Linked DNA regions of Homo sapiens: region 1 is linked to region 2. The links are chromatin contacts, found by Hi-C or POLR2A ChIA-PET in ENCODE. All regions are on one chromosome and are shown on one strand. The core of a region is the stretch at or near the end of the contact, and the rest is flanking DNA. Distances in the headings are between cores, read along the strand shown. Region 1 holds the start of MYCT1 (MYC target 1). Region 2 holds the start of SYNE1 (spectrin repeat containing nuclear envelope protein 1).

Region 1 (6,680 bases), core at 1,918-4,417, 61 kb before region 2:
TGTTTTAACTCATATTATCAACCATTGCTATTTTATCATATGTTATCTTGTATTATTCCACAACTATATAGGTTTGTATGTGCATATGTAGCATATGTATAGACGCATAATTGCCTCCAAGAGCATAATCCTTTTGAGACAGACATTGTACTTTTGGTGAGAATTGAATTAAGTGAATAAATGCAAACTCCTGCAACCACATCTTCCCCCAACTTTTCACAAAGCTAGCCATAAGGAAAAAAATGCAAAGCAAGACAGCAGAAACAACCAAAACTACGTCTTCTACAGGACTCTCAAGTACTGAGAGAATAACTGAGTTCAGTATTTGTCTCCTATTGCCTTAGAGGAGGACATGGCAAATTTTCACGGGCCATGTTTCCTGCAGCTTTCATGGGAATGTTTATAGAGAAAGGAAGTGCGTTAAAGAAAGCAAAAATAGGGAGTGGAAGGTGATAGTCTGCATCTGTGTTGTCACTTTCAGGCTAACTTTGTTGCCAACCCTTGCACTTAAATGCTTGCACACCTTTAGGAAGTTTTAGTGGGTGATAGCTATGAAAATGCAAGCTATTGTTTTTGGTAATAACCCGATATTATTATGCCATCATTTAGCGCTCATTAAAGTAAACCAGAAAAGTTATATTGGGAAAACAACTTTTTCTGTACCTTAAAGTGTGCTACGTCTGAGCAATTTATATGGTTCAATGTACAAGTTTTCCTTTTCTAAGCTGTTTTTCTTTATTTTCCAAATTCAATGTGCCAAGCAGATGACTGATTTTGGAAGCAATAACAATGCATTACACTGCATTGTACAAGATTCTCAAAATAATATTTTTGAGGAGTCAGTGGTCAAAATAGACATCAATTTAGATACACAAAAGCAATGGAAATTTAAAAGATTGACATTTATATTTCAGGAAATGTATACATTTTATATGTTTATATTTTTATTCACATTTTATACTTCATATTTTTACCCCAGAGGCAATAATACAATCTTTTATATATTTTCCTAAAATCATCAAACATTATATCTGCTCTCCATGTTTCCATTGGCTTTGTTAATGTTTATCAATGTAACACTCCCCTTTCTGGTTTTCATTATTTTCATCTAATTTTCATTACAGTCACATAACAAGAGAAAGGAAAAACTAGTATTTGGCTTTGAAATAACAGGTTTTAATTCCCTCTTAAGCACAGATTTCCATATTAAAAATATCTAAATTTTTAGAATCAATAGGTGAACTCCAACTAAACATTCTCTTATTAATATCAAGTTTATTTTAATCTTTTAGTCAGTGAATAATGATTTGTTTTTTTAAGTAAACCTGAAATTTAATTTTGAATGGTTTGAAAAAAATAGATTGACTTCTACATATTAATTTTTGCAAAAACTACTTTACTTTTGAATAATTTATACAGAACACTTTTATAATGATGAATTTGATTTAGACAGACTCTAGCTCTTTTTCAGTGTGCATTTAGCACTTATTTTCTCTATAAGTGAGGACAGCAAATAATATTTTAACAAGCATATAATCAGACATCTACAATTCAAAGGCTTCTGTCTAGTGCTAGCTACCTAAAATAACCTATTACCAAAGCCTTTCTTTACAATGTACTAGAATAATCTTTTTTCTTCTTCTTAATTCTGTTACATAAATTTATTAGGAGCTCACCAATATCCTTCCTTTTCAGTCTTCCAGCAAACATAAATGTAGGTGAGAAAAAAAGAATGAGTTAATTCTTTTTTTTCTTATGCTGAATTTTAATATCTTTTAAAACCAATAAATATTTGTCCCCACATTTTTCATCTAAGAAAGTACATAGGTTAAAGGACTGGAGTGAATTCTTTTCATGCAAATTTCTGTGATGGTAGACATATAGATTGCTGGGAAAAGTCGGCCACTACTGCTCACTGTTTATGTGAAAGTTCCCAAAACCCCACCTTGAATCACAGCAGAAAGTCTGAATTGTACACTGAGAGGATTAAAAACTTGTTCTGGCCATATAAACAGATCTGTCCATATATACTATTTTCTTCATTAAAGTGTTTTTCTGAATTTAATTTAAATTGCCTCCTTTAATATAAAAATTTCCCTGAACCCAAGAGTACATGTCAACTCCCCATGTGAGCCCATCTTCTTTGTACCTCTAACCTGGAGCAACTGAGTTTTGACCTCAGCACAGTCCCATTGTCAACATCAGGGAACACTGGACTGTTAGCTGTGGCTGGACTCAGACAAAAAATTCTCCAAAAAATACTTTTGTATTGTTCTTTCCCCCCAACCCCTGTGATAGGATTCCATTGAATGTTACACGTGATGTTATTTCCACTTAATCTTTTCTACTATAGTTTTCTCAAATTTCATATTATTCCATGTTTTATTTGTTATACTCTAAAGTCATTCATTTATTTTACCTGTGTTATTGCACTTTAAATTCACTCATTTAAGTACAGATGTTATTAGGATTCACTTTGGAAATTAAAGCATATAACATTCACAACATAAGTGAAAATAGCCTCTATGGAAAATCTCAGTTTCATAAAATAAAATATATAATCTATAACCTTCAAACAAATGAAAGTTAATTTTTCCAACAAAATCTACATGCCATATTCTAAGCAGGAATTACCTCCACCTTATGTTTTTTATTTTTATCCTCACTATTTCCTAATTATATTTTGTAACACCAGCCAAAATCTGTACTTAATACCCAGATTCTTCTTGAATATCTTCATAGAACACTATAAAGACAAATAAATATATAAGTATATATTTATATCTATAAATATATTTCTGCTAATAAACGTATGAAATAGATTTCTGTTAATAAACATGAAAACTTTAAGTAATCACATTATAGTAAACAAAATGTCTCAGAGATTTTCACTGTTTTAATAATCACGCAGTGCATTTCTTACATCCTAATTTTAAATTTTAAACAGTAAAAGAAAATACCTTACCCCAAAAGTTTTCTGGCCATGGACTCCCTAAACTTGTTGTGTTATTAGCCATAATATCCACAAGAAATAGAAGAAAGAGAAGAAAAACAGAAAGAAAAACCAGTATGTCGAAAAAAAGCAGTTTGATTCTATCTCTTTGTAGTACAGCAAGAGAAAAATAATTTTTACACAACCCCTCATATACTTGTGTTCGCATAAAAGGAAATAAGTGTATCATGTTTCCTGCTTTTATACTCAAATTAGCAACTGTTTTTCTTATCTTGGAATTCCACATGGTTCCTGAGACACAAAACAATGTCCTTTTCATCATTTCCTCAGCTAAGTTCCTAAGTTCTCTCCTCTCAGCCACCTCCAAAACTGCTTTTAGGATAACAGGGTTGTGTGTGTGTGTGTGTGTTTGTGTGTGTGTGTGTGTGTGTTTCCTCATCCCCTACTGACATGGAAAGGAAGACTCCAAACTCTCAGCTACAGCACCTTGAATTAAATGTATACAGAATTGAGAAATAGACCACGTTCCAATGCTTGAAAATTAAATTTATATAGTAAATTGGGGGAAAGGACTATTCAAAACTCAGATACTTACTAAATTCTTTGTTGTTGTTGTTGTTGTTGTTTTTGAGACTTAGTCTCGCTCTGTCGCCCAGGCTGGAGTGCAGTGGTACGATCTCGGCTCACTGCAACCTGCCCCTCCCAGGTTCAAGCGATTCTCCTGCCTCAGCCTCCAGAGTAGCTGGGATTACAGGCGCGTGCCACCACACCCGGCTAATTTTTGTATTTTTACTAGAGATGGAGTTCCACCATGTTGGCCAGGCTGGTCATGAACTAGGCCTGACCTCAAGTGATCCACCTGCTTTGGCCTCCCAAAGTGCTGGGATTACAGCCATGCGCCACTGCGCTCGGCCACTATATTCTTAACATGTCTGTTTCTCTATTTGGTATACAAATTTTGAAAGTTATTTAATTCATTTCATAAATATCTAAGTGTAATTTATATAAAATTTGTGTTACTCTTTACTTAGTATTTAGTATGAAAAAACAGTTTCTACATTGAAGAAATATATTTAAAATCAAGGAGGGAAAACATAAATGCAAAATTTTTCATTACAAAGTTTGTTAAGTGCTATAACAAAGGGTACAACGATCTCAGGAATTTGTTTTTTATAGAGAAGTTTGAGAACTGATATAGGAAAGAGTTACATGAAACATTTTGAGAAACACAAGTTAGTTAACATTTCAAGAGTCTTTCCTCAAGCTTTGCTTGTTTAGACTGGATCCTCTGAGGACTTTGGAGGCACTGGAAATTGTGAATAACGTGTCAAACTGCACCTAGTAACTGCGCTAAACTGCATTCCATGATCTGGCTTCATCAATCTTTGAGTAACTCTAGCCTGAACTCTTGCATATATCTTGTATTAATCATATTCTAACTTATTAGTCATTAGAATATGACTTAGTGCAAAGTAGTATTCCTCTTTGTGAAGTCTGTAATATATTCCTGAGTAGTTCTAAGAAAACAACAAAAAAAGACAGTTATATTAATTTTTGCAGTCCTGCTTCTTCCAAAATGAGGTTGTTTCTGATCAGTCTCATTTTTTTGTGAATTTAAGTATAAATTTATTAGAAATTAAAATATAAATCATCTAAGAGAATTATAAAACGTCATAGAAAATTTAGAGAATTCACTGAGCAAATATAAAGACTCACCTCTATAATATTCTTGCTAAAGTTTATTTTCAAATAATCCAGTAAATAAAAGCTCCTACTATTACTTAACAGACAAAAAGGGCTTACATTTCAACAGTTGTCTTTACTTTTCAATATTGTTAACAAAGTTCATAAAAATAGAAAATTAAAAGAACATGTTATTTCTGAAGAAAATGTAATCTGGATGAAAGTATATTGAAATACTAATCACTTTACTGTTCTAAAAGCATCGAGTACGATTCTTAATTACTAAATGTATTTTTAAATACACATTTTGCATTATTAAAGGTTACCTGATTGCAATAAATCCTAATTTCAAAGGTGTATATAATTTCCTAAACACTGCATAGATTGCATTTTCCTTAAAATAAACCAAAATGAGTGGAATGGGTAACTGACATTGTCTCAACTGCCTTCTGTGCAGAAACAGAGCTCATTCCATTTCAGGGCTGGGATACAGGCTGACACTTCCTTTCATTGTTCTATGTTGAACTATGCAGATTTTCTCCCAATGGGTTTTCATTTTTGCAGATGGCCACAACCCAGTCAAAACTCTAAAGAAAATGTGTTTCTTAAATCAGTTTATGACCTAGGAATAGCTTGCTTGTGGACAGCACTGGCTCTTGTCTGTGTATGTAATTTGCTTGGTAAGGGTTCATACCTTTCCCTGGCATGGATCTATCTAAGTGAATGTTTATGTCTACGTGATTTTTGAGTCCCATGACTTGTCATGCCACAACAGGAACTTGATTTTTATCTTTACAAAACTGTTAGGTTTGCTTTTCTACTGCTCATTATTTCATAACCTGGGTCTTTAGGTCTGGGTTCTCCAGTGGTCATAAAGTACATTGAGAAGTTTGTTCTTGCCTCAGATATTCACATGACTTCCTCACTCTCCTCATTCACGTCTCTGGCCAGAAGTCACTCTTCAACAGGCACTCGCTAACCACCCTGTCTAAAGTGTTCCCACTTAAACCATGCTCTGTCTCCTGACCCTATGTTATTTATCATACCCTGACATTATGCTATATATGTGTCTTAGTCTGTTCCAGCTGCTATAACAAAATATCCTAAACTGGGTGGCTTTAAAACAACAGAAATTTATTTCTCAATTCTAGAGGCTGGGAAGTTTAAGATCAAGGGGTTGGCAGGTCAGTGTCTGTTGAGGGCTCGCTGTCTCGTTGACAGTCATCTTCTCGTTGTGATCCCACACTGTGCAAGGAGTGAAGGGTCACTTTCAGCCTCTTTTATAAGGACACTAATCCCATTCATGAGGGTTGGATAACCCAAATCACTCCCAAAGTTCCCACCTCTTCCTACCATCACCTTGGCGGGGAGGATTTCAACATATTAATTTTGGGGGAACGTAAGCATTCAGGGTACATAAAAATGCTTTGCTTTTTTGGTTGTGTTTTGTCTCTTCCACCAGCAATAAGTTTCATGAGGATAGGAGCTTTATTGATTTTGTTCACAAACTGAACTCCAGTGGCTGAAATAGTGCCTGGCATGCAATAGGCTCTTCATAAATATTTATTAAATAGGGAAATGAAATAATTTGAAGGGATCTCAAGATGAAAGTATTTTGGACACTCCAAGTTAATAAAAGTGTCACTGGACCCTAAAAAACAAGTTAAAAATCTCTATTCACATGCATTTTAATAGTTTTACATTTTAACTTATAACAATATCAAATGATACAAAAGAACATCATCACATTTAAGAGAAGGTACATATTTGACATTGAATTTCCTTTTTTAGCTTTATATTTTAAAACTATAATAGGTTTTATCTTCCCAATATTAAATTGACCCAAACAGTTTCAGTAAACTGGGAGTACTGTCAAAACCTATAAGAACTCCCCACAAAAAATTAAAATTTTAAATCTGTTTTTTAATTCAAGTTTTTAGAAAGTAACTAGGAGGATGACTAAAAATATGAACATGTCATTTTAACAGAGTTATGCCTTTTTTCTTCTTTGTTTACATGGTATAAATGTTGGTCTTCTTTTTCT
Region 2 (6,603 bases), core at 830-3,329:
ATGCTGGGATTACAGGTGTGAGCCACCATGCCTGGCCAACTCCCGTTCTTGAAAGCTCTCATAGCAACATTTGCCTTTGCTTGGAGAATGGGGTTTTATAAGTATTTGTGTGGTTCTCTGATGAATGTCTGGCTCTTCCCCCATCATACTGTAAGCTCCATGAAGGCAAGAGCCCGGTCAGAGTTTGCTTACCACGGTAGCCCCAGCACTTAGGACAATATTTGTTATGTGGTAAGTGTTCAAGCAATAGCTGTTGAGTAAATGGAGCTACAACACCCTTCCCTGGGGTGTGTGAAACTGACAAGCCCTTTGCAAAACTCTAAAATGTGCTTAGTCCTTCTACAGAGGATAAAGTTTAGCTGAGAATGGGATTTCAGCTGTATAGGGAATCAATGCCAGCAAGACAGCTCTATGCTTCTGTCTGTCTCAGCCTGTGAGAACAGAGATTAGGCCTAGTAGAGGAGTTTTAGTTGGTGGAAGCAATGTTTCAGGCTTGTGTTTTAAGTGGCTCACTTCTCAAGTAAGTAAACCCAAGAAAGTAGTTGCTTAACGTGTAGAATAGCAAGTTGGTGGCCAGGTGCAGTGGCTCACACCTGTAATCCCAGCACTTTGGGAGGCCGAGCTGGATGGGTCACCTGAGGTCGGAAGTTTGAGACCAGCCTGACCAACATGAAGGAACCCTGTCTCTACTAAAAATACAAAATTAGCCAGGTGTGGTGACGCATCCCTGTAATCTCAGCTACTCAGGAGGCTGAGGCAGGATAATTGCTTGAACCTGGGAGGCGGAGGTTGCAGTGAGCCGAGATTGCACCATTGCACCCCAGCCTGGGGAACAAGAGCGAAACTCCATCTCAAACAAACAAACAAACAAAAAGAATGGCAAAGTTGGCACAATAACTTTCTACCCATCTTCAAAAGCCGGCAGGGTGGATTGATTCTATGAAGGTAGGGATTGAGAGGGTGAGCTGAGCCATTCTGATCTGTTTCTTCTGAGTGGCAAGCCTGGAAATCTGGACCCCATTTTGTGGCCACTGGGCACAGAGGGCTGACCTGGAATAATTATGCTCTGGTGGTTGTCTCCACAAGGGGCTCTGGGGGTGCCCCAGGATTGTTGCCCTCAGGCAGAGGCAGGGCATACATTGAGAGTGATCCCAAACACTCCTCCTCCAGGCCCAACTTTTGGAGGTAGCAAGTTCTGCAAATAGAGATCCATTGTTTGGTTTCTCTCTCTAAAAAAAAACAAAAGTCAGCACAAAGAAGAGGAACACATCAGATTGGTTTACCAGATTTGTTTCAGATGTTATTATTTTGACACGATCCAGAAGAAGGAGAATTTGAAGAAAATGGAAAGCTAGGCAGTGGGAATGTTGGCAGCAGGTAAGGGAAAGGCAGGCAGCAAAGAGAAACTTCATCTACTTTATAAACTGCTCCTTCCTTTCAGCAAATTTAGAGGATAAATGACTGTTTTGTTCAGATTGGAGATTCAAGGGGGGGATTATTACTTTTAAGATTATTGCAACATGGCTTCGATTATTTTAGCTGCAATCATCCTGTTGGACTTGGACTTCACTGTTGGTGAAGAGAGACTGTGTTTGACTTTGCCTGGATACCATAAAACCACAACAAAATAAATTCTCCTGAATGCTACCAGGCAACACCAAGATCTCTTACACCACGAGAAGGACTTGTGGCCAAAGATACAAATGGCTCCGCAATGTACAGGGTGCATACAGTGCACCTGAAGAACCTAAAAGTGGTTTTTAGAATCATCATAATAAACAGTCAAGAATTAAAGATGTCAAGCGCTTTCTCAAGAAGTCTAAACTTTATACATAACATTAAAAAAGATCTATAAAGCCTGACCAGTCTCCCTCAAATTAAGTTATTTGCTACTGACTTGGCAGCCAAAACGATTTAGGATCTTTCGGAAGTTGATGAAAAAGGAGCCAGCGGGTTTTGCTCTTTGCTCTGCATCACGCCCTTCCTGGGACCATCAGGGAACCTCCCAGCCTTTCAGGATAGGTTCCGCTCAGAAAGGTCACCCGGGCAGTGGAAACCGTGGGCAAAAGTTAGCTGGCAGGACAGCGCAGCTCCTCCAGGCAGCGGAGGCAGCGCGTCCCGGCTCTCAGGGACATTTCCTTCCCACCTCGACCCCCGGGAGGTGGTCCCGGTATAAAGGCTCGCTGAGCGGGTGGGTCACAGCACAGCTTTGCAGCTGCGGAGAAACGCCCAAGGCCGTGCATCTCCAGGAGGTAGGGAAGCCTGCGAGCCTCCGGGTCCCCGCCCCCAGCTCTTCCAGGCACCGGCGCATCCCGGAGCCGGGCGCGGGGCGCGGGGCACGGAGCCGGGGAGGGGGTGTGGCGGGCCAGGGCGGTGCAGGGACCCTGCCCAGAGGCTGAACCGGCCTGGGCGACCTTCCTTCCCGACAGGAGCAGTAGATGCGTGGGGGAGGGCGAAGGGGGAGGCCTCACCCCCCAGCGAGCAGCCGGGAGGAGGAACCGGTCGCGGAGGGCGGGGAGCGCGGCTGAGCAGCCCGGCGCGGGAGTGAGTGTGGGCGAGCCAGCCAGGGTGAGCGCGGGCGCCGGGCCGCGGCCGCCGGCCGCAGCGGGCTGAGATTGTTGTCCTCTGTCACCAGGGCGGCTGGGCTCCCGCAGTCCTGCAGACCGCGCCCGATCCCGGCGACAGGGCGGGCGGACAGCCGCGCATCCCCGGGGTCCCGCCGAGCCTGGGCGCAGAGAGCCGGGAGGAAGCGTTCGCTCGCTTCGCCTTGCTGCTGGGAAACTGAACGAGGCCGAGAGAGAAGGTAAAAGGAAAGACAGAGACTGGGAGACAGGGAGAGACAGAGACAGGGAGAGGAGAGAGAGGTGCAAGACGAACACATTGCAGACAAATTGTCAGCAAGTTTGTGCCTGCACGCTGGGGCTCTGCGTGCTTGATGGGAGGGGGTGGTGGCAGTGATGTGTGTACGTGTGCGATACTCATAGATAAGGAGACTAGGAGGTTGGGGAGCCTCTTTGCATCTCGTACGTAGATGTCCCTATTAATATCCCCCTCTCTGAGTTGTCATTTCCGCTTGTGGCACATCTCCTGGGCTCCAATGGTGCAGAAGCAAAAGGCAGCCAGCCTCTTATTGTGATGGTCGGTACTGTTGCTACTATCAGATGGGAGAGGTAGGGCGTTGAACAGATTCTAGGAGCCTCCCTTCCTCCACCCCCTGACTATTTTAGGAAGGGCTGGGGGAGGGAAATGGCTTGAAGGCTGCGCGGAGGCCCTGGCGCGTCAGACTCCAGCGGCGCTGTCATGGTGCAGTTGCTTCCCGGCAGAGCCTGCACTAGAGGGCAAGAGAACTTTCGTCTCCTCTTTATAAAGATACGTTTCACATAGAGAGATCTTGCATTGCTGGCGGAGGAGTTCTGGGAAATGGTGGTGCACAGGCGGCCAGGTGCATCCCAACGGGCAGGCATCCGTGCAAAACGAAGCAGCCATCAGCCGCACAGGAAGAAGCCCCTTGGGAAGGCAGGCTGGGTGTGCTGACTGGGATCCCAGACTTTGGATGCTGGAAGTTCTGCCCCCTTCCGTAAATAGAGTCAGGTCCAGCCCAGAGGGAAATATCAGCAATGAAGCCTTAGCATCCCACAATGTTCATTTCTGAGCTTTTCGTTTTGGGGTGGAAAACTTGTATCTGAAATGTTCCTGTGAATGTTAAGAAAGTTAAAAATGAATTATTTTTCTCTTCTTTAATGCCCATCCATTTTTTGTCTTCATCTGAGAATGACTTTCCTAAAGACAACATTCGTATACAGAAGCCAGACCTATGCAAGAGAAAGTATAATAATTTTCAATGAGGCAAAGGTCATTAATATGACCTACATCTTCATAAAATGCGAATTTAATCACGAGTCATGACGATTGTTCTTTGAGAGGCTTTTTATTCCCCATGGTGAAAAAAGATTTGTAGTATGGCTAAAAAGTTCCTGATATCACCGGAACAGTGTGACAAAATACATATCTATTTTTTCTTTTCTGTTCATTACTTTGTGGCAGATTTAGAACAAAATGTGAGAGATCTATACTAACTTAATATGTTTCATGCTGAAGATTAAGAAACAGCTTCAGACTGACCCAGATAACAATATTTGCTAGGCTTTGGAAATATTTGCCTAGCTCTTATTTTATAGTCTCACTTTCATCTTTCTGAACTAATGATTTTCACAAACTGGTTTTCTTCTGTCCTCATTGACCTCATTTAAGAACTCTTTTTTACTTGAGTCCTTCCTGCCAGGGAGAGGAGATTGGAAAAAGCTAGTTTGCCATTTAAAAATGTTCAAGAATTGTTTGGTGCTGCACTGGGCCTACTTTCTGATAACTATGCTGCACACACAGCATCTTGGAAATGAAAGGAGGTGTGACTGTCACAGGATGTAGGAAGCCCATAACTGGGCAAGGTTGGTGGCATTTTCACAACTCCAGCTCTAGCTACTGCAGCCACACCCTGTGGTCTGAATGTGACAGGCATGCAGGGCCCAAACGCCTCTGCGAGGTCCTCTGTGTGTCTCCTCTTAAATGTGTACTTCTTTGTGGTCTAATCTAACGAGAACTAATGTTTGGCAAGGTGTGCAATATACTGTAGCAAGGGAAAAAAAGAAGGTTGCAGATGTCTTTGGTTGTAATTTATACTTTAGGCTTACAATAAACAAAATTTAATTATGACACTGAACATCTTTCATGCTGATTTCTGCTATACACTTTGTCTTTTGCTTACTTGTTCATGTTCTTCTATGGAAAAGATCATTTCTTATTGTTACTCTGTATAATTCATACTAGTGAATAAGAAACAGCATTGTTCCCTGATAACCTGCACACATTTATTAGTAATATACTTACATTAATTCAAAGATATCCCTGTTCTTCTCTTTTAGCCATCTTAGTATTCATTAATTAGTACCATTATTAATGGGTGAATAGAGAAAAAAATAATTAAATTTAAAATTAAACAGTATGTGAACTCTCTTCAGCAAAAGACTTGAATAGAAGGGAAACTGAAATTTATTCATGACTAAAAATTTTATTCAATAGTGGGTTTCAATATTAGTGCTATTCTTATACATGTTTAGACATTTAATTAATATCTGTACTTCCTGCTGTTGTGAATCTGTTTATGTGTTTATGTTCTCAGTTCATTTTCTTTTTGGTTAGAAATGAGCCACGTTGTCTCTGGTCATTGCAGGGTTTGAAATTTTCTGCAGTAGTTTCCTAATACCTAGAAATTCAGTTGCATTGCTTATATATATTCTTGTGGCTCAGTAGTATTTCTTCAGTGCTTTTCTTAGTGTATTCCTTTTTAGTCACACAAACAAGAAACTGCTTTAAGAGCCAATGTCCATTCTGCCAAGAGACAGAAAAAATTGAGTTGTGCTATTTCACAACTGTGTTTTTTCACAGGGAGTGATGTTAAGAAGAGTATGCCTTTCAACTGGGAGCATCCCAAATAGCAGGTAGTCCAAATTCCTAAGAAGAGTATGCCTTTCAACTGGGAGCATCCCAAATAGCAGGTAGTCCAAATTCCTAAGAAGAGTATGCCTTTCAACTGGGAGCATCCCAAATAGCAGGTAGTCCAAATTCCTAAGAAGAGTATGCCTTTCAACTGGGAGCATCCCAAATAGCAGGTAGTCCAAATTCCTAAGAAGAGTATGCCTTTCAACTGGGAGCATCCCAAATAGCAGGTAGTCCAAATTCCTAAGAAGAGTATGCCTTTCAACTGGGAGCATCCCAAATAGCAGGTAGTCCAAATTCCTAAGAAGAGTATGCCTTTCAACTGGGAGCATCCCAAATAGCAGATAGTCCAAATTCTCTCTGTGTCCTGAACAAAAAAAAAATGCAGCAGATGGTTATTGATTGGGTGGGTGTTTTGTTTGCTTCCATAGTAGCCTGGACTTTTCCATTACAATACTTGCCCTCCTTTGTTGTAACATTGTTTATATCATCTTCCTCTACCGGCACATAAGCTGTAAGAGGGGCTTGTCTCTCTTGTTGACTGCTGTTTACTCAGTACCATGGTCCCTTACAAATAGCTACTCAATACATATTTATTGTGAAATAATAAATACAGGAATCTTACCTTTCTGAATGTATTTAGCTGCATCATAATCTTAGTTCCTTCCCCTGGAAAAATTTGGAGATGGTGCAGGGACTATTTATTGGTATACAGCCCATGAATGTCCATCAAATTCTCCAATTCCATCCCAATGCCTAGCTTCACTCTTCATTCCCTCTCCTTCGTGCTCCCGCAGTATCCTGCACCTATTAAAAACTGTTTTAATAATCTTGGGAATAGTGAGTTTATTGATGTTCTGGATCTGCCTCTGGTGTTCTGGTTCTGTCATGTCCATAGCCAGAACACTGCTAGGTAAACAGTCTGTTGGAGGATCTCATGACCTTGCACCAGTCGTTGTTTTAGCTCTGCCTTGTGCTGCTATTGGTTTTGGAACAGAAGAGCACACTTGGGAGTACCTCTGCATTTTAGGGCCGTCTCTCATATTGCAGCTGGAGAAACTGGGAACAGGGGAAGGAAAATGGAAACTAGTATTTGCTGAAACTCTGCTA

The links. Hi-C counts contacts between places; a loop is a spot of excess contacts on that map. ChIA-PET counts read pairs that join two places held with the same protein, here RNA polymerase II (POLR2A). Pooled maps may share reads with other maps.
Region 1: a map of heart right ventricle shows a loop between it and region 2 (4-fold over the local background). The contact joins the promoter of MYCT1 here to the promoter of SYNE1 in region 2. A Hi-C loop is called at or near these places in 6 of 168 maps with a recorded cell type or tissue (IMR-90, cardiac septum, endothelial cell of umbilical vein and 2 more) and 6 of 50 pooled maps. POLR2A ChIA-PET finds 5 or more read pairs at or near these places in 1 of 52 experiments (T-cell).

The regions. Positions count from the first base shown.
Region 1 is chr6:152,694,384-152,701,063 of GRCh38, reverse strand. It overlaps MYCT1 (MYC target 1), which reads right to left and starts at 3,167. Exons shown (of 2, transcript NM_025107.3): 1 at 2,966-3,167. The coding sequence starts at 3,161.
Region 2 is chr6:152,632,838-152,639,440 of GRCh38, reverse strand. It overlaps SYNE1 (spectrin repeat containing nuclear envelope protein 1), which reads left to right and starts at 2,079. Exons shown (of 146, transcript NM_182961.4): 1 at 2,079-2,252; 2 at 2,636-2,803. RefSeq lists an enhancer at 4,452-4,581.